Regions from separate parts of the Homo sapiens genome. Here region 2 is linked to region 1. A link is a loop called in an ENCODE intact Hi-C map of the cell type or tissue named here. Cell type or tissue: heart left ventricle. All regions are shown on one strand. Each heading gives the region's core, and the rest is flanking DNA. Links, peaks and the distances in the headings are about the cores only.

Evidence for each region. Hi-C counts contacts between places; a loop is a spot of excess contacts. Peaks named below come from ENCODE experiments on the same cell type or tissue, not always from the same donor. Only the 100,000 strongest peaks of a DNase experiment are listed, where the experiment ranks them.
Region 2: a loop joins it to region 1, with 2.5 times the contacts of the local background. A loop is called at or near these places in 35 of 110 quality-filtered maps.

What each region holds. Positions count from the first base shown.
Region 1 is chr10:132,627,526-132,638,064 of GRCh38, forward strand. The region is part of intron 2 of INPP5A (inositol polyphosphate-5-phosphatase A); the gene reads left to right. Among named protein-coding and RNA genes, the nearest start is that of INPP5A, 95 kb to the left of the region's middle. RefSeq lists enhancers at 1,000-5,783, 6,788-7,297. In heart left ventricle, for the core only: no CTCF peak of the experiment used is centred there; DNase peaks (open chromatin) are centred at 3,346, 3,646, 4,096, 4,836 and 1 weaker place; H3K27ac peaks cover 4,456 bases.
Region 2 is chr10:132,572,947-132,583,485 of GRCh38, forward strand. The region is part of intron 1 of INPP5A (inositol polyphosphate-5-phosphatase A); the gene reads left to right. Among named protein-coding and RNA genes, the nearest start is that of INPP5A, 40 kb to the left of the region's middle. RefSeq lists enhancers at 1-468, 1,239-2,008, 2,009-2,778, 2,779-3,547, 3,172-3,231 and 1 more. In heart left ventricle, for the core only: a CTCF peak has its summit at 4,858 (motif pointing left); a DNase peak (open chromatin) is centred at 4,857; H3K27ac peaks cover 667 bases.

The sequences.
Region 1 (10,539 bases), core at 2,199-7,198:
CAGTGCCTGGTCTGTCCCGACTCCCTCTGTGTCCCCAGCTGCCAGCAACGTGCAGCGGATGACAAGTGAAATGAACGAGGGAGTGAGAGCCGAAAAAGACACCTTCCAGGAATCGTGGTGAAAGCAGCGAGCACAGTGTGGTCCGGGGCTGGGGGTGTGAGATGGCTGGGATTATAGTGAGAGGCGAGACAGGGGATGCAGACGGGTAGATGCCACAGGGCCTCCTCTTCCCCGTGAAAAGCTTCAGACTTTCTTCATCCTCAGGGTAACGGCAGCCACGGACAGATTTGTGAGGACCTTTGGTTGGAGTATTGGAAACCGGGAGGGGTGAGGCCGTGGAGAGAGCCGTGTGGGGGAGGTGCCCAGGCTGGAGTGGCGGCGTCGGGTGTGGAGAGAAACTGGAGATAAGGGACGCGAATCTGACTCGGTGACTTTGTTGTTGATGTTGATGTCTTCACTGGTTGCCATTGCCCAGGAGGGTGTTTACAGCACAGCGCTCTGATCAGCAGCTGCGGATCTACTCTTGGTGAAGAGCAACCATTAGATTAGGCTCAAGTGTGGAAATTAACCGCAAACCAGATTCTAAAAGCAGACCTCCTGCCAGTGGTCTGGTCTCCTTTGGAAGACAGTGTGATCCTTGTCTGCCTGACGCAGCTCAGGCCCATTCCTACCAGCTCAGTAAGGGCCGGCATGGCTGAGAGCCCATCGTGGACCCTGGGAGGAGACTGATGGGAGGCTCCCCTTTCTGGGCTGTGTAACCTCACCGTGCCCCGCTTCCTCGTGAGCATGCACCCATGGCTGGCAATGACTGTGAGGAGTGACAGAGTGAATTCCACCGGGCCGGCAGCACCATTCAGGAAGCACTAACTGCTGTGAGGGCCTGGAGCCCTGTGCCCTATGGTGGCCGCCCCCTCTCCCTCCAGATGTGCTCTGGTGGCGGGGGGGGGGGGGGGCGTGGCGTGGGGGACACGTAGAAGGAAACATGGCTGTTTATTTCCTTTCCGGATGGGGAAGGCTTTTCTAAACTCCACATAGTTGAAGGAATTTGTAGAGGCAAAGACTGATGGATTCGAGTAAATAAAACTGGCAGGACTTTTCTTAGGCTCTTAGAGTTTAAATGTGATTAAAAGGCAGACTGGGAATATATTTTTAAAAACAACAATAGGCTGGTTTAACAATTTTTATAAAGAACTCTTATAAATGAAAGAGAACATGTAAAATTCCAATAGAAAGATGGTCAAAAGCTTCTCTTAGAATCTAGCCCAGCCCCATCCAATAGAAATGGTGTGTAAAGTGCATATGTCATTTCAAAGTTTGAAGAGTCACATTTTAAAAAGCAAAAAGAAATAGGTGAAATTATTTTAATAATATATTTTATTTCACCCAGTGTATCTAGAATGTTATCATTTCAACATATAATCAGTATACAGTTATTAATGAGACATGTTATCTGTTTTTGTGTGGCCTTCAGAACCGGGTGTGTTTGACCCTGAGCCGTGGCCGCACAGATGGCAGGAGCGAGGGGAGGTGGCTGCCAGGTAGTGCCCCTTCCTTGCTTACAGCTGAAGCAGCACCTGGCATTCCCATTCTTGGCCTCTGGGTGCCGAGGGTGGGTCCATTTGGCTGCCTGACGTGTGTCCCCAGCACTGCAGATGGGTGGTTCCTCTTTAAGCTACCTGGTGTTATACAGCAGTGGCCTCAAACTTGCTCTTGCCCTCTGACCCCAGCCCTCCCCTCCTAAGAGCTCCAGAAACACAGACTCCACGTGAGGGAACCCCAGCTCTGTTGTAGGGCAGTGCGCTGCCCGCCTGCTCAACTTCAGGTGACGAATGGCCCCATCCTCTCGAGCCAGGGCCCTGCAGCTGTTCAGTGTCTTCATGAACTTTCAGTGACTCAGGAAAGTGGCTGAAGATAAAAATCTCATCGTACATCTTTGAAGGGAGTTGTGTTACATTTGCATGCATAGCGGAAGATTGGCTGTGGGGCGACGGGAGACCTGAACAGAAGGTTCTTCTGTGTCCCCTCTTTTTCTGGAAGTCTCCAGTGTGGCTCCAGGGTTGGTGCTAGTGGCTGTGGAATGAGTGTTCACTTGCTGCTGCGTGGTTTGGCCCTTCCCTCTGCATTGTGCGGACAGCCCTGTGCTGCGGCAGTTCTCCACATGCATTCCACACGTGAGCATCCATGAGGGGTGGGTATCCACAAGGGAATGGCATCCACGATGGCCAGGTGGCCTCCGGGGAAGCTGTCCTCCAGGGAAGGCATCCATGAGGGAGGGTCCATGAGTGGAGGGTATCCATGAGGGAGGGGTGTCCACAAGGGCAGGGTGTCCTCCAGGGGAAGCTGCCCTCCAGGGAAAGACAATCATAAGGGGAAAGTGTCCATAAGGGGAAGGCATCCAAGAAGGGTGGGCGTCCTTGAGGGGAGAGTGTTCTTGAGGGCAAAGCGTTCTTGAGGGAACGTCATCCTCGAGGGAAAAGCATCCTCCAGGGGAAGGTGGCATCCATGAGGGAAAGGTGTTCATGGAGGAGGGCGTCCTCGAGGATAGGGTACCCTCTAGGGAAAGACATCCTTCAGAAAGGCATCTATGAGGGGATGATGTCCTCCAGGAAAAGGCGTCTATGAGGGAAAGCCATCCATGAAGAAAAGGCGTCCATGAGGGTAAGGTGTCCATGAGGGGAAGGCGTCCATGAGGGAAAGCTGTCCATGAGGGGAAGACGTCCATGAGGGGAAGGCGTCCATGAGGGGAAGGCATCCTTGAGGGGAAGGCATCCTCCAGGGATATGTGTCTGTGAGGGGAGGGTGTCCTCTAGGGAAAGGCCTCCATGAGGGAAAGACGTCCTTGAGGGGAGGTGTCCTTGAGGAAAAGATGTCTATGAGGAGATGGTGTCCATAAGGGAAAGGTGCCCATGAGGGGAGGGTGTCCTTGAGGGGAAGGCAAGCTCTAGGGAAAGGCATACATGAAGAGAGGCCATCCTTGAGGAAAAGGCATCCATGAGGGAAAGGCTTTCATGAGGGAAAGATGTCCATGAGGGGAAGACATCCATGAGAGGAAGACGTCCATGAGGGGAAGACGTCCATGAGGGGAAGACATCCATGAGGGGAAGACATCCATGAGGGGAAGACATCCATGAGGGGAAGACATCCATGAGGGGAAGGCATCAGTGAAGTGAAAGTGTCCATGAGGGTGGGGGGCGGGTGGGGCCTCGGTCGCACCTGCCATGACCCTGGACTTAACCTTGCCCTGCCCTGTGCGGTGGTGGGGGCCGGGAGGCGGCGGGGGCGGCGGGGGACGTGCTTCTTAAACTAGAGCTGATTTGTGGGAGCTTCGATGGCCCAAGCCCGGACTTTGTTCGGGTTAGAGCCCTGCGTTTCCACCTCTGCCCGTGGCGTCTCCGGCAGCAGCTTCTGGCTCCATCTGCAGATTTGCTTAAGTCACTTGCCCTATCTCTGGGGGGAAGGCTGCTGCATGTGGTCAGTGTGGTAGAACCCACAGTCTCCCCAAAAAACCTCTAGGCTGTGCTTGGGTGGGGCCTGCTGGGTCCCACACCCCTCCCCATGGTGGCCCAGCCCCACGCAGGGCCAAGGAAAGGCAGCTCCAGATCACACAGGCTGGCCAGGCTGCCTGCGGTGAGGTCATGGAAACTCATGGTGTCCTGTGTGCAGGGCGGAGAGAAGAACAGGCCCCTGCCCACACAGCTGCTCCGTGTGCCCTGGCCGGTCCCATCGGCTGCGCCTTGAGGAGGCTGTCTGACCAGGGGCCTGTGGGAACCTGGGTCTGGTTGGTCACAAACAGGCCTCTTTCTGGGGTCCCAGCACCCGTTGCAGCCCAGCCCAGCCCCGAAGGGACCTGGAGAGGAGAGCCCCCACCCAGGGCAAGGGTGGGCAGCGGGGATTTTAAACAGGGTGTTTTCCAGGCGTCGTTGGCAAGTAACTGTGGCCTTTTTCTATCAAGAAATTCCCGTGTCCCTCTGCGCGCCTTATCTTGGCATGGGGCTTCCACTGGGGTGCTGTGCAGGATGTAATTCCTTTTTAGGTCACTCCGATACTCCTCTTTGGAGAACGCCTGACAGGGCCTGGCTGTTGCTATTTTTAACACCGAGTCTTGGCCGTGCCGATGGACGTGGCCTGGGCAGGCCTGTGCTGCCTGTTTCCTGGGAACCAGGGGCCCTTCGTGCTGGGCCCCGCTCCGCGGCAGAAGCAGGGTGCTGCTTGTTTGGCTGGTGAACGTGCTTTTTCTTGCCATGCCTTTCCAAGATATTTTTCCTGGGCCTTCCTATGAAGCATCCAGTTCAAGGACACTATAATAAAACAACCCATGTGGTTTTATTGACTGCCCTTTTTTCCTTTAAGGTAGGAGCACCTGCTTTTTCACTGTAGAATTTTGGTGAAGAAAATGCACAGCTTTGGGCCGTGACTTCCCCGATAGTTCCAAGGTCACGCATGCCAGTGTCATTGTCACTCAGGGCGTGAAGTGCTGAGCAGAAGCTCAGACTCGTGGGTGGAGATGTGCACCCCCATGGGGGTTGTGTCTCTTCACAGCCCTGCCTGGTAACCTGGGGACACTCGGTCACATCTGTGCTTTGCAGCAGTGTGTTTCCAGCCAGGCCTGACCCAAGCGTGCTGTCCGACACTGTGGCGTGGCCTTTCCTGTCCATCCTCTGCGGTCCAGCAATATGTTTTGTTGAAGGGATCTTTGTCCAGGATCGTGCAGGCTGCAGAGGCTCCCAGGCCAGCCCTGGGGAGCTGCTTGGCTTTCTGCAGCTGCCTAGAGCTCTGTGTGTGTCCCTGTCCTCCCGGATGCCAGGGCGCCTGTGTCCCCTGTGGCTGTATCTCTCTGGCACGGGCCAACGCCTGTGGTGTGAGTAGCTGTGTCTGGCTGGTGTCACCTCACTCTGTCCAGCCTGTGCTGAGCCTGGATGCCAGCATTGTTGACACCTCACAGCGACCGTCTCAGGAAGGCATGTGCCGAAGTGGATCCTCTGAGAGGCAGGAACCAGGCCCCAGAATTCCCGCCAGGAAGGGGTCCAGCAGGAGCCCGTGCCCGGTGTGCTTCCTGGAAAGCCCACACTTCCACCCACCACCACTGCACCCCGCCCAGATTGTCATGGGCACTGACTGAATTGATCAGGAACTTGGGAGCCAGGTGTGAAATGCAGCCATTATTAAAAATCAAATTATATAAACCTGTAATAAAGTAAATATATTAAAACCAAAGGCAATAAATGCCCCACACTCATCCCTTCCTAATTATTGTACTGTTACGTATGATCTTGACTATTTAGCTCTGTGTCTGGGTGAGGGAAATACTCACACAGTATTTGATGTGTGAATGATGGTGCCTTGCCGAGCACCTCTCCTACCCCAGGTTCAGTGATGCCACATCGGTGGCTTAGCGTTGGCCATGGCGGGGCATTCACACCTCGGAAGGGCAGTCCCAGGGCCTCGCCTGGAGAGCTAGTATTGAGAGCTTTCGAGCACACCACTGCCTGGGGAGTTGGGGGGCTGGTTCTGTCTCCCTTCCCCATGGAGGAGGCCTCTGTCCCCAGGGCAGGGGCTCCTGGGTGCTGGCTTACTTGGTCAGGTAAAGACATTGCAACAAAGGTGCCCTGTCCCTGGCTGCCTTTTGTGGTGGTGCTAGCCACCCATCAGCTTCAGTAGTGAGCTCCCGGACCTCAGCCCCTGCCTGGCTCCCTTTAGTGGGCGAGGTGCTTGAATCCTGGCTGTTGGGAGTCATTGCTCATCAGTGAAGCATTTACATTTACCCGGTACATTCTGCAGCTTCACTCACTTGCAGAGGAAATATTTTTTTTTCTGTTAGCCAAAAATGTCCAATAGTAGGTCACGAAAACCCATCCTCTTCAAATGAGCTATTTTGAGTTTCTCGCCTTGTGCAGTGACTAAATCTGTTTTAAAACGAAGTCTCTGATGTGCGTGTCTGTCGGCTCTGGTGAGGCCACTGCAGGTGCCCAAGCGTGGAGTGGGTTCGTACTGTCTGAGCCTGGGCACCGCACCTCCTCCAGAGCTGGCAAACAGAAGTGTTTTCAAGCTGAATCCCCAAGCAGGACGTTGGTAAGAAACAGAGATTCCCTCTTTTCTCCCTGGCCTTGCCATTATGAGACCAGGAAAGATCACAGACCTCAGAGAAGGTCATGATTTTTCCATTGTTCAGAGGCACTCACTCGAAGGCCCTGGGGGTGGCTTTGCGCAGCTCCAGGGCTCCTGCCTTGGGTGTTGCTGGCTGGAGGGAATGTGTTTTTTGGGTTTCTGGTTTTGTTCCTACAGAGTTAGTTAAACAGTGAGCACGTTCAGCAAACTTATTGTGACGATTTCAAGCCCATATAAACATGGAGAGAATCCTTTCCGTGCCCAGCACCCACGCTCAGCTGTGAAGCTCGTGGCCAGTTCTGCTTCAGACCCCTCCACCTGCTCTTCCCACCCCTGAGCATTTGAAGCAAAAACCAGACAGTGCATCACTTCATTCGTGACTATTTCAGTAGGTATTTCAAAGAATACAGACCCTACACAGTAGCTTTATATCTAAAAAGATGATCAGTAATTCCAACCTATTCAATATCCAGTTAGGATTTAGATGTTCTCAGTTGTCTCATAATTGTTTTTTACAGTTCATGTGTTACAATTAATTGATGTTTTGATGGAAATTGTTTTGTAGCTTTCGTGAAGTTAGGAGTGCCATCTCCCTTGGCGGGTGTGCCCCGGAGAGGCGTGTCATCTCCCTTGGCAGGTGTGCCCCGGAGAGGCGTATCATCTCCCTTGGTGGGTGTGCCCCGGAGAGGCGTATCATCTCCCTTGGTGGGTGTGCCCCGGAGAGGCGTATCATCTCCCTTGGTGGGTGTGCCCCAGAGAGGCATGTCATCTCCCTTGGGTGTGCCCCGGAGAGGCGTGTCATCTCCCTTGGTGAGTGTGCCACGGAGAGGAGTATGCATTCTGTGTTCTGCAGGTGTCAGATGTGGTTTTCTGTCGTGCCAAGTGGACCACGGAGCTTGACTGTGTCCTGCATCTTGACTGCTTGTGTGTGTTGGTCTAGATCCATTGAGTGCCAAGGGAGGGCGCTAAAGTCTCCTACAGTGGTTGTGGGATTGTCTGTTTCTCCTTTGTTCTGTCAACCTCTGCCCAGTGTGTTTTTTGTTATTAGCCATATACACATTTGTGGTTGTGCTGTCTTCCTGAGAGTTGTCTCGGTCATCACGAATGTTCTTCTTCGTCTCCTGGAGCCTTGGTCCAATGAATGTTGCCGCCACTGCGGCTCACGGTGGCCCTCCCAGGCTCTCGGCCGGCAGCCCTGCCTGGCTCACCGCAGCCCTCCCAGGCTCATGGCTGGTGTGGTGTGTGCTTTCCTGTTTGCTCTCTGTCTGTTTGTGTCTTTATCCTGAAAGTGTGTCTCTTACAGGCAGTGTGTCCTTCAGTCTTGTTTTTTATCCACCCTGTAGCTCCCAGCCTTGCAATTGGAAAGTCCAGAACAGCCTCAGCTGACGGAACTTCCTGATGAGAGTTCCAGTCTGTGGCATTCACAATGGCAGCCACTGGCCACCTGTGGCTTTTGATGGCGCATATTTGAAATGTGATTCGTGCTGTCAAAGAACTCAGTTTTTAAACATTTATTTCGTTTTCTTTTAAATAGCCACATTTGACTTGTGACAGCTAGATAACACAGTGCCAGTCTAGACCACTAACCCTGTTATAACTGTTGATGTGGTTGAATTGGGGTCTGCCATTTTTTATTTTTCTGTTTGTACACTGGTTTTTGTACCCTTTTCCCCTCATTCCTGCTGTCTTTTGAATTATTTAATTTTTTTTGGCATTCCATTTTTATTTCTTTATTGGCTGTTTGCCTTTTTAAAGATTTTTTTTTTTTTTTTTTTTTTTTTTTGAGACGGAGTCTCGCTCTGTTGCCCAGGCTGGAGTGCAGTGGCGCGATCTTGGCTCACTGCAAACTCCGCCTCCCGGGTTCATGCCATTCTCCTGCCTCAGCCTCCTGAGTAGCTGGGACTACAGGTGCCCGCCACCATGCCCGGCTAATTTTTTGTATTTTTAGTAGAGATGGGGTTTCACTGTGTTAGCCAGGATGGTCTCGATCTCCTGACCTCGTGACCCGCCCTCCTCAGCCTCCCAAAGTGCTGGGATTACACGCATGAGCCATTGCGCCCGGCCCTTTTTAAAGATATTTTTAAAGCTACTTGGGAGGGTGAGGTGGGAGGGTTGCTTGAGGCCAGGAGTTTGAGACCAGCCTGAGCAACATAGCAAGATCCCTGTCTCTCGAAGATTTAAAAAAAAAAAAAATTAGCTGGGTTTGGTGGTGCACACCTGTTGTCCCAGCATCAGGAGGCTGGAGGCTAAGCCAGAAGGATAACTGAAGCCTGGGAGGTGGAGACTGCAGTGAGCTGTGATCACACCACAGCACTTCAGCCTGGGTGACAGAGCGAAATCCTATCTCAAAGACAAAAAAAAAAAAAAAAAAGGCATATTCAAGTGGTTGCTAGTTAATATTGTACTACTTCATGTGCAATGTTGAAATCTTGAAATCACATAGGTTTCTATATGGCATGTATTCCATCTGTGTACGTTGAAAATCCCAGTTGGAAATATTATTTCAAAAAAATGCTTTATTGGATAAACAAAATGTGTGTGTGTGTGTGTGTGTGTGTATTTTCTATACCACACACATATATGCAATGTAATATTCGGCCATAAAAAGAATGAAATCGTCTTTTGCAGCAACGTGGATAGAACTTGCTTTACTTCTTCCGTGAAACAGCTCAGAAAGTCAGTCCACATGTTCTCCCTTCTAAATGGGAGTGAGGGATGAGAGTCACCTAAGGGTACAGTGTGCACACGATTCGAGTGGTGGTTACACTGAAAGCCCTGGCTTTAGCCCTGTGCAAAACAGCCACGTCACAAAACTGCACTGTACCCCTTACATGTATACAAATTTAAAAAATGAACTCAGCATCAGCAAACTGCACTCCCTCCACCCTGGTTTGCAGCCCAAGCCAGCCTGCTGCACGCCTTTGGAAATCGAGGTTGTGGACGCACAGCCACCCCCAGTCGCTCCTGTCCCTTGGGGCTGCCCTTGCGCTGCTGAGCAGGGACCACAGAGCTCCCATGTCCATTTGGTTATTTATGGAAGAGAACCAGCCCTGCCTTCCTGGATTCCTCAGAAAGGGCTGATGGGGGCAAAATTTCCCAAATTTTTGTACGTTGAAAACTGTTTTGTATAGTTTTGGAATTTGAAGGATGCTTTGCTGGATAAATCGCCCTTGGTTCAGGCCTCATTTCACTGAGATGTTTAGGAAAGGTCATTCTGTTGTCGTCTTAGTGCGTATGTTGGGTTTGAAGAGACTGGTGCTGGTCCGATTCTTTACATTTTATTTTTATTTTTATTTTTTTCTCTTTGAGATGGAGCCTCGCTCTGTCGCCAGGCTGGAGTGCAGTGGCACAATCTCAGCTCACTGAAACTTCCGCCTCCCGGGTTCAAGCGATTCTCCTGCCTCAGCCTCCCAAGTAGGTAGGACTACAAGCGTGCGCCACCAGGCCCAGCTAATTTTTGCATTTTTAGTAGAGACGGGGTTTGACCATGTTGGCCAGGATGGTCTTGATCTCCTGACCTTGTGGTTGATCCGCCCGCTGCCTCGGCCTCCCAAAGTGGTGGGATTACAGGCGTGAGCCACCTGTTGTTTAATTGATCTTTTTTACCTGGAGGCCATGAGGATCTTATCTTTATCTTTGAAATCTTGGAGTTGATTACTTTGGGTTAATTTTCTGAAGTATTCAGTGAGCCTTTCAGTGTATAAGTGCGGGTCTTTTTCTGTTTTGAAGTTTTCCTGGGTTATAGTTTTAAATGTTAGGTGTTTCAGGTGAGTGTGTAAGTGCGGGTCTTTTTCTGTTTTGAAGTTTTCCTGGGTTATAGTTTTAAATGTTAGGTGTTTCGGGTGTCCTTTGGGTCCCTGATCCTCCAAATGTTCCTCCTTCTCTGCCTGTCTCCCACGGTCACTTCTTTCTCTCACGCTGTTTTCTCTGTGCGATTTTGCTTTCTCAGTGGATTTTTCTGGTTTTGATGCCCATGTTGGGGTTTCCTTCCAGTGACTCTCCTGGCGCCTGCTGTGGCTGTCCTCCTCTGTCATGACTGTTCTGTGCTTTGCCTTTGCCGCCCCCGAGGTTGATGGGCGCTCTCCGTCTCTTTCTCCCAGTGGTCCATTCTGTGTTTTAGTTTCGCATCTCTGATGTGAGGTGGTTTTTCATATTCTCGACTGCTTGAGTAGATTTGATTTTATCTGCAATGTGGGCTCCCGTCCTGTTCTGCCTCACGGTCGTTTTCCTCAGGTCGGGCACGTTTTCCTCAGTTTGTGTGTGTACAATTTTTTGTCTTTTTTTTACAGCCGTTTTGTAGGGACTTCCTTTTGCTCATCTTTAGTGGGAGTATGGGGTTTGCAAGATTCCTAATTTAATAGCACCCTCTTGTGTTGGTATTGCAAAGTCCAAGTGCATTCGCTGGCTTTGGAAGTTGGGCAGTGATTGGGGTCT
Region 2 (10,539 bases), core at 1,851-6,850, 55 kb before region 1:
TTGTTGAGATGTTGGGGTGTACGTGCCGTGTGAGGTTTTGTTGAGATGTTGGGGTGTGCGTGCCGTGTGAGGTTTTGTTGCGATGTTGGGGTGTACGTGCCGTGTGAGGTTTTGTTGAGATGTTGGGGTGTGTGTGCTGTGTGAGGTTTTGTTGATGTTGAGGTGTGTGTGCCGTGTGAGGTTTTGTTGAGATGTTGGGGTGTGTGTGCCGTGTGAGGTTTTGTTGCGATGTTGGGGTGTACGTGCCGTGTGAGGTTTTATTGAGATGTTGGGGTGTGTGTGCTGTGTGAGGTTTTGTTGATGTTGAGGTGTGTGTGCTGTGTGAGGTTTTGTTGATGTTGGGGTGTGTGTGCTGTGTGAGGTTTTGTTGAGATGTTGGGGTGTGTGTGCTGTGTGAGGTTTTGTTGATGTTGAGGTGTGTGTGCCGTGTGAGGTTTTGTTGAGATGTTGGGGTGTGCGTGCCGTGTGAGGTTTTGTTGAGATGTTGGGGTGTACGTGCCGTGTGAGGTTTTGTTGAGATGTTGGGGTGTACGTGCCGTGTGAGGTTTTGTTGAGATGTTGGGGTGTGTGTGCTGTGTGAGGTTTTGTTGATGTTGGGTTGTGTGTGCTGTGGGAGGTTTTGTTGAGATGTTGGGGTGTGTGTGCCGTGTGAGGTTTTGTTGAGATGTTGGGGTGTGCGTGCCGTGTGAGGTTTTGTTGAGATGTTGGGGTGTGCGTGCCGTGTGAGGTTTTGTTGAGATGTTGGGGTGTACGTGCCGTGTGAGGTTTTGTTGAGATGTTGGGGTGTGCGTGCCGTGTGAGGTTTTGTTGAGATGTTGGGGTGTGTGTGCCGTGTGAGGTTTTGTTGATGTTGAGGTGTGTGTGCCGTGTGAGGTTTTGTTGAGATGTTGGGGTGTGTGTGCTGTGTGAGGTTTTGTTGAGATGTTGGGGTGTGTGTGCCGTGTGAGGTTTTGTTGATGTTGAGGTGTGTGTGCTGTGTGAGGTTTTGTTGATGTTGAGGTGTGTGTGCCGTGTGAGGTTTTGTTGAGATGTTGGGGTGTACGTGCCGTGGGAGGTTTTGTTGAGATGTTGGGGTGTACGTGCCGTGGGAGGTTTTGTTGAGATGTTGGGGTGTGCGTGCCGTGGGAGGTTTTGTTGAGATGTTGGGGTGTGCGTGCCGTGGGAGGTTTTGTTGAGATGTTGGGGTGTGCGTGCCGTGGGAGGTTTTGTTGAGATGTTGGGGTGTGCGTGCCGTGGGAGGTTTTGTTGAGATGTTGGGGTGTGCGTGCCGTGGGAGGTTTTGTTGAGATGTTGGGGTGTGCGTGCCGTGGGAGGTTTTGTTGAGATGTTGGGGTGTGCGTGCCGTGGGAGGTTTTGTTGAGATTTTGGGTTGTACGTGCCGTGGGAGGTTTTGTTGAGATGTTGGGATGTGCGTGCCGTGTGAGGTTTTGTTGAGATGTTGGGGTGTGTGTCCTGTGTGAGGTTTTGTTGAGATGTTGGGGTGTGTGTGCCGTGTGAGGTTTTGTTGCGATGTTGGGTGTGTGTCCTGTGTGAGGTTTTGTTGAGATGTTGGGGTGTACCTGCTGTGTGAGGGCCGGCCTTGTTTCTGTTTACTGATGCCTCCTGGGCCTCACACAGGGAGGGGTGAACAGAGGTCTTAGGGAGGGTGTTTTTCTCTTTTTTTTCTTTTTTTTTTAATTTTGTATTTTATTTTATTTTATTTTATTTTATTTTATTTTATTTTATTTTTTGTAGAGATGGGGTCTCAGTATTTTTTTTTTTTGAGACAGAGTCTCGCTCTGTTGCCCAGGCTGGAGTGCAGTCGTGGGATCTTGGCTCACTGCAACCTCTGCCTCCTGGGTTCAAGCCATTTTCCTGCCTCAGCCTCTGGAGTAGCTGGGGGGTGTTTTTCGTTTTAAAAGGCCTGGAATGTGGTTTCTGTGAGAGCCTTCCGGAAGCTCTGGGGAGGTGCTTGTCCTTGTTGCTGGGCCTTGGGGCGTGAGGCAGCTGGTAGGCACGGACTTCTGGTGGTAAGGAGCTGTCTAGCCTGGAAGCCTGCAGCCCACCTGACGATAGAAACGCAAAGCACACCTCAGCATATGGTCTGCGGAGTCCTCCCGGGGGCTCCGGATTCGGGGTGTCCGTGGAAAACACATGATGCCAGGTCCACAGGGTGACAGGTGACAGGTGACCCAGCCTTCAGGCTCCCTGTCCAGCCGCTGGGACTCTGTTGAATGCTGCATTCTTCCTCCGCAGGCTGGCGTTTGCACCGGCCTGGACACATCGCAACCCTGACCTGTGTGCTGAAGGGCGGCCGCCTGATGTCTGCCTGCTTTTGGCATTTGGACGACACCTGGTTTCTGCCTGAGGGAGGGATTGGTCCTCTTACCTGATGTGTAGCTCCCAGAAAGGCTTGTGCAGAACTGACATGTGGCTAGCCTGCTCCCAGCCCCCCGCAGCTCACAGGGTCAGGATGGGAGGGGAGTACAGGCTGAGGCACCAGGCACCACAGGGGCCTGCACGTCACTGTCAGTCTGGTTAAACATCATAAAATTAGTAACCAAACCGATCTAACCACATTCACAATCATTTGGAAACTGGTGAAAAGGGGAAAGCAATGAGCACTATCCTACTTCCCTAACCCAACCACAAGCAGCGGAGCCAGTTATTTCTTGGCTTCTCTGTGGAAGTGCGTTTATTTGAAATCCGTAAACAGTGTTTATCTTGGCGAGGAGGAATCCTGCACCAGCTTAGACAAGGAACTCCTGACGCCTCAGCGCCTGGCCCTCAGGACAGCCTTTCCCCGGTTCCCTGTGTCCCTCTGGCCGTGGGCTCCCGCGTGGTGTGTGCGGCCCAGGGCCCTGGCAGTGGGGAGTGTGTGGTCCCCTAGTGACACCGCCTGCTCTGTGGCTGTTTTCTTTCTTTATGATTGTTTGCTTCTCACACTCCCTGCCAAAGGACCTGCTTGATGCCACTGACATCGCGGCTCTTGTGGACTGTGGAGCTGGTGGCTCCCCTCTCCTCCTGAACCACGAGTACTTTCTGGGGAAATGATTTCACCCACTGCCCCCTGCCCACATCCCTCCACCACAGATGCCACCTGACCTGCAGCTACCCACTGGGCTGCTGTAGCTCCTTGGTGACCAGACTCTGCCCTTCCCTGCCAGTGTGTGTGCTGAGCCTCTGAGATCACGGCCCAGCCCTGGGCCCTCCCTGTGCAGGTCAGGCTCCAGGTTGAGGCCAGGTGAGGGAGCCGTGGTCCGGGGCTGTGGCTCTGCTCCTCTCCAGCCCTCTTGCCAGAGGTGGGAGGTGCTGGTGTGCCCCTCCTGCCCCCAGGACAGCACTTCTCTGTCTGCTTCCTGAGGCTCACAGCACAGCTCCTGTCTGCAGGGAGAGGAGAGTATGGAGAGGTTCAGAATGCGGGCTTGGACAGGTGCTGGGTGGCACCCCGAGCGGGTTTTCCTTTCAGGTGTGGGGCTGCAGGTTCTAGTGGGTTCTCCACACAGTCCTGGCCCTGGATGGAAAGAGGGAGAGAATCTAGCCTTGGGCTCTGGGCTGTGGTGGCTCCCTGAGGCCTTGCAGCTGGGAGGGGTCCTCTGCTCCTGTCCCCAGTGTGCGTCCCCCACTGCATCCACCCTCTCTGGGGCCTAAACTGCACATGATATCATTCATTACCTTTTTTCCCAACCAGCTAACAGGATGCAAACGAGAGTGTTCTAAATGATCTTGGAATACAAACTTGCATATGTTACTTTCAAGCATTAAATGTTTACCTTCTTAAATAAATGGTTGTCACCTCATTTTACCTTCTGAATTAAGCAGATCTCTGATGCACCCAGCGTCTTGCCTGTGCTGACCGGCCACAGACCCTGGGAGAGTCCCCAGCTGGGATGGGGAGCCGAGGGTCGCACCCAGACTCACACCCCAGAACCCGGGTTTTAGAGTGAGACTGACGAGGGCCACCAGGATGTGCTCTGCCGGTGTCTGCCCTGTTCCCAGAATGCTGGTCACACCCGCTGAATTGCTGTGAGCCCAGTGGTGGGCTGAGTGCCACGGTTTGAACGCACCTGTGGTGCCTCTGACCCATGGGGAGAGGGCTTGTGCTGGGCTCCAGAAAACTCTGAGGGACCTCTGAAAGGTGGCAGGACTGTGGGGAAGGGGTTTTGGCTGAGGCTCAGCAGAATGAAGGGGCCAGGAGTGGAGGGGGCAGAGGGACCCCCAGGCAGGGCCGCTGCACCTGGAGAGAAGCTGGAAGGCAAAGACTGGGTCGTGGTGCCCTGAGTGCAGGTGGGTTGCTCCCCCCCGGCACGCCGCCCGTGGTGCATCACGTTCTGTTGCAGTGTCTGCTCCTGAGCATTTCAGGACGGGACTCTGATCATCCTCCAAGCCGGCCTGCATATCCTAGTTGGTATCTGAGTTAAGTTTACACAGGAGATATGGGGTCAAAAGGTGGTGGGGTACCTGGCATCCTACAGGTGGCATTCCTGTATCTGTGATTTTTGTTCACACGTTTATCTCGGGCTGCGCATGCCCGGCCCCGGGCCAGGGAACGGGACATGGCCATGAAAACAGTGGGCCCCTGCTGTCTTGAGGCCCATCTTTTGGTGGCCCCTGTTTTGGTGGCCATCAGGGAGGGGCCTGAGCCCCCCATGGGGTCAGGTGGAAAGTGGCAGCTCTTAGAGGTGACATAGGGACCCTTGGAGGTGACATTGAGACCCTTGGAGGTGACACTGAGACCCAAAGGAAGGACAGGAGGGCCCCTGAGGAGATGGATGAGGTGGGAAAGTGCAGCCAGCATGCCTGTCTCAGGGAGGCATTGGGTGTTGTGGGCAGCGGTGGTTCGTGGCCTCCTAGTGACCTCTCCTGGTCACTGGACAGCAGCCTCTCTCGCCCATGGGCGCTGCTCTCGGTTCCAGCCTCGTTGGTTACTCGGCAGCCGTCAGACTCCTGGTTTGAGAAGGGAGTGTGGGCTCCCTGTCCTCGAGGGGTTCAGCTGTGCCATTTGGGGGTGCTCCATGAAGCTGGCAGCTGGACAGCCGTGACACTGGTATTTCTTGGGTTATTTTAGTTGTAGGCATGTTTGCTAAATGTCAGCAATTTGGCCTCACTCAAAATTTGTTTTGAGATTAGGCTCAGTATTGAACTGCATTGAATGAAGTAAACCAGGATTCTAAAATTAACGTGTGAGGGGAAGTTATTTCACCATTGGGAGATTATTATGCTCTCTACAGAAAGTGTTGCAGAACTTTGATTTGACAGCAATAAAAATGAACCCTCTCCTTTTTTGTGTCTGGTTTTAGCTCAGTGCCATATAAATCTGGGCATTGAAGGTTCAAGGGTCCAGGCGCTCCACCTCTGCCCCTGTGGCTGTGTGGTGCTCTGTCTATGGGGATCTTTGTAGCACAAGCCCGAGCCTTATCAAAGACCCTGGTTCTCTCCACTGGGTGCATGTGGAGCACCTCGGCCGGCATTCAGTGCCCACTCTGCATGCCGCCCCCGTGCCAGTCCCCGGCAGGTGAAGGTGAGCAAGACCTTGCACTGGAGCAGCTCTGTCAGGAGAGTGTGCGGGGGCTGGAGGGGCTCTGTCAGGAGAGTGTGCGGGGAGTCTCATCCAGGAGAGTGTGCGGGGACTGGAGGGGCTCTGTCAGGAGAGTGTGCGGGGGCTGGAGGGGCTCTGTCAGGAGAGTGTGTGGGGCGTCTCACCCAGGAGAGTGTGCGGGGGCTGGGTCTGGGCTTCAGGGGAGGAGAGTATGTGGGGGCTGGGTCCGAGCTCCAGGACACCCAGAAGAGTATGTGGAGGCTGGGTCCAGGCTCCAGGACACCAGGAGAGTGTGCAGGGGCTGGGTCTGGGCTCCAGGAGAGGAGAGGAGACTCTCGACGGTGGGCAGCCCCAGGGAATGGCATGGTGGCTGGAGGGGGTGCCAGCAGAGGGGCTGCGGCCGTAGTCTTAGGGAGGGTGGCAGGCACTGCAGAGGTGCTCAGTCCGCCTGCCTTCTGTGGTGCAGGGTAGAGGTCGGGCCTCACAGGCTCTGGGTTTAAGTGCTGGAGCTGCCTCTCATTGGCCCTAGGGAAGCTGCTCGTCCTCTTGTGCCTCGGTTTCCACACCTGTATGGTTGAACTTGTTGCGGTGATGTAGGAAGGGGCCTGATGCCCCTTTGTGTGGCTCAAGGCTGGTGCGTGCCGGGCAGCTGTGAAATGAGCTGGGCTTCTGAGTGGCAGGGAGGCAGAGCCGCGCCGGTTGCGGGCTCCAAGCTGGGCTAGCTGGAGGCGGGGGAAGGAGAGTGTGGGGGGAGGTGGAGCCTGTGGGCCGGTGACGGAGGGGACCGCGGGGCGGGGTGGCGAGTGGGGCTCCTGGTGTCTGGGGCTGCAGCTGTGGGTGGCTGTCGTGCCCCTGAGTGAGGCGTACCTGTTGGGAAGTGAGGGCATGAACTCCGTTTTCCTCCTTTTGAGTCCCCCCGCCCCAGTACTGTGGTGAAAGCAGCTGCACCGGTGGCTCTGGTGGGAGCAGTAGGGGTGTGGGATTGTGCAGGGCAGGGAAGGGGCAGAGAGGGGGCCGGAGCCAAGGAGTGGACTCTGGGCATCCCAATGGTCTGTGTGAGGATGAACTGGGCTGATGCTTGCTGTGGGCCAGGGACACTAGAAGGGTGAGCTCCATTCTCCAGAAGCTCTGTGCTTCTGCGGCTGGCTCCAGCCTTGCCCTGCGGTGGTGGGGCCTGCTTCCCCGGCCATCCTGCCCTGTCCCTTTGCTGTAGGTGGGGCCTCAGTGAGGCTGGGAGATGATACTCTGGTGCTGCCCAGGGCTGGCCTCCCATAGCGATTGATGGGGTGAAGGAGAGGAGAAGCCCGGAAGATTGAGCAGGTTTTTAATTCACAGGGCCCTATTTTCGTCTGACCCCTGCTTCGTCATCCACCTGCCTCTCCGTGGCGCCTGGTTCTTGGTGCTCCCCTTTTGCAAACCTGAAGCTCAGCCACCATGCCTTGCCTGTTTAAAAGTTTTTTTTTTTTTTGTAGAGATGGAGTCTTGCTATCTTGCCTAGGCTGGTCCACTCCCGATACTGGAGTGGAGTCTGCCCCCGGGTTGTGGCCCACCTTCCTCCCACTGCTGGCAGGGGCTTTGCTGGCAGCTCCCAGGGCTGAGTTTTCATTGAATAATCTGCCCAGAAGGTTCCAGGGGCTGCATCTGGGTGGCTTGAGAGTAGAATTATTTGGCAACTTGCAGTGGGTTCTGTTTAAGAAGGAAAAGAAAGCCTGCTGGGTCCCTGATATGGTTTGGCTCTGTGTCCCCACCCAAATCTCACGTCAAATTGTAACCCCAGTGTTGGGGGAGGGACCTGGTGGGAGGTGATTGGATCCTGGGGGCCGATTTCTCGTGATAGTGAGTGAGTTCTTGTGAGATCTGGTTGTTTAAAAGTGTGTGGCACTTCCCCTTTCACACTCTATCTCCTGCTCCACCATGGTAAGGCGTGCTTTCTTCTTCTTCACCTTCCGCCATGATTGTAAGTTTTCTGAGGCCTCCCAGCCATGTTTCCTGTACAGACTGTGGAACTGTGAGTCAGTGCAACCTCTATTCTCCATGAATTACCAGTCTCAGGTAAGTCTTCATGGCAGTGTGAGAACGGACTAATACTGTCCTGGAATTGGCCATGCTTAGGGGAAAGAGTCACAGGAAGGGCCCTAGAGATCATCAACTTCAGCCCTTTTATTTTTGATTCTTAAAGACACATGTGAGATTGTTTTATAAAAATTTTGACTTACAAGGCTGAAAGAATTTTATAGCTAACACTTGTTTATCTGCCACTTAGATTCTATCATTAATGTTTTACTCTACTTGTTTTAGCACATTTTCCTCTGTCCATCAGTCATTGTTGATTTTGATGCATTTCCAGGTAAATTGCTGACATCAGCATACTTCCCCCAAATGCTTCTGTGTGAATATCACTAGCTAGAGCTCAGTATTTAATGTTTTTCTTTTGACATAAAAATTATACACAGCAAAATATACAGATCCTAAGTACACATTTGCTGAGTTTTGACGTGTCTGTTTAACCAAAATTGTTATCAAAACAAACACAAAGCTTGACCATCACCCAAGACCCCTCCCCCATACCTTTCCCTGGCCCTCCCAGGGAGGTGGCTCTTGTGGGTTTTCCCTCACGTAGCTTCGCCTGTCGGAGGACGCCACATTCACAGATGCCCTCTCTCCATATGGCTTCAGTCTCTTGCCAGACATTTTTGAGATGGGTCCATATTCTTCTCCGAACCAGAGGTTTGTTCCTTTTCATGGCTGAATAGTAGTCCTTTGTGGGAGTGTATGACTATGCCATAGCACATTTAGCTGTTCTCCTGTCGACAGGAGTTTCCTGTCCGGCCTCAGGAAACTTACAATGATAGCATGTTTTAATTATGATGAGCAAAGACTCTATGAACATTCTTGTACACATTTTTTGTGAACATCTATTTTTATTTTCTTAGGCAATTCTACCTAGGAGTGAAGTGGCAATGTCCTGGAGTAGATGTGCATTTAGTTTTATCAGAGGCTCTGGAACTTTCCCAGGCCAATTCTGCTGGTCTCTTCCTCTGACAGTGCGTGGAGGCCTTGACTGCTCCTCACCCTTCCCCCATTTGGTGTTCTTGTTTTTTCAGTTTTAGCTCTTCTGGCGGGTGTGCAGTGGGACCTCACTGTAGGTTTTATTGGCATCTCTTTGAGGATTAAGGAGGTGAGCATCTTTTCAGCTGCTTATTGACCATTCATGTATTTCTTTTGCAAAGTGTCTGTTCATATCTTTTGCCCATTTTTTTTGAGTTGTTTGTTTTCGTTAGGGAGTTGCAGGGGGCCTTTATGTACTCTGGATACCAGTCCTTTGTCAGATGTATATTTTGTGATACTTTCCCCCAGTCTGTGGCTTGCCTGTTCATTTTCTTTTTTTTTTGAGACAGAGTCTTGCTCAGTTGCCCAGGCTGGAGTGCAGTGGCGCGATCTCGGCTCACTGCAAGCTCTGCCTCCTGGGTTCATGCCATTCTCCTGCCTCAGCTTCCCGAGTAGCTGGGACTACAGGTGCCTGTCACCATGCCCAGCTAATTTTTTTGTATTTTTAGTAGAGACGGGGGTTTCACCATGTTGGCCAGGATGGTTTCGATCTCCTGACCTCATGATCTGCCCGTCTCGGCCTCCCAAAGTGATGAGATTACAGGTATGAGCCACTGCGCCCGGCCTCATTTTCTTAATGGCAGTTTCCATGAGCAGCAGTTTTTAGTTATGATTCTTCTATGGTTCTCGCTTTCTGAGGCAGAATATATCTGTGTTCACTGCCAGGCCATGAAGACCTTCTTCCTTTTTGCCTTCTTTAGAAGCTATATGCTTTTACTGTCTACATTTGGGTTTTTGACTTATCACAAGTTAATTTTTGTGTATGATGTGAGATAGTGGTTGAAGTTTATTATTATTTTTTCCATATGGAATTCAGCTGTTCCACCACTGTTTGTTGATAACTTTTTTTTTTTTTTTTTTTTAAAGAGACAGGGTCTTGCTCTGTCACCCAGGCTGAAGTACAGTGGCAACACGGCTCACTGCATCCTTGACCTCCCGGGCTCAAGCGATCCTCCCACCTTAGGCTCCTGAGTAGCTGGGACTAAAGGCATGCGCCACCATGCCCAGCTACTTTTAAAAATAATTTTTGTAGAGATGGGGTCTCACTATCTTGCCCAGGCTGGTCTCAAACTCTTGGGCTCAAGCAGCCCTCCTGCATCGAACTCCCAAAGTGCTGGGTTTACAGGCACGATACTTTGTTTTTCTCCATTGGATTGCTTTGGTATTTTTGTTGAAAATCCAGGTATAAGTGTGCTTTATTTCTGGATTCGCTATTCTGCTCCATCAGTCCATTGAATTTTATTCCAGGTCCACATGCCTCAGTTGTGTTGGCATTAGAGTAAGTCTTACAGTCAGTGCACATCCCTAACTTGATTCTTGCAGAGGCTGCTTTGGATATTCCAGGCCTGTTGCATTCCGACATAGATGTTAGAGCATCTTGTCAATTTCTGCAGAGTGCCTGCTGAGCTTCTGGCTGGTATTGCTTGGAATCGTAGATCAGTGTGCGGGGGAGTGATGTCTTCACAATGCTGAGTCTTCTGATTATGAAGATGGTTGTCACCTCATTTACTGAGGGTGTCTTTAATTTTTCTCAGCAGCATTTTGTGATTTTCAGTGTAGTGGTTTTGTGTCTTTTGTAAATGAATTGTTACGTAGTTTATGTTTTTTATGTCATTATAAATGGTATTTTTAAACGTGTGATTTTCCAGTTGTTTACTATTAGTGAATGGAGATGCAGATGCATGGTTGTGTACTAATCTCGTGTCCTATGGCCCCTCTGAACCGTAGCTTCTGTGGAGCCGTGGGTGACAGTTGTAAACAGTTGGCATTTGCAGATAGAGCCATGTGAGCACCTTTTTCTCCAGGCTTGAGGCCGTTCCTTTCTTTTCCTGCCTCGTTGGGCTGGTCAGGACCTTTGGCATCGGGTGAGTCGGCGTGGGGAGCTGGGCCTTTCTGCCATGCTCTTCCTTTCG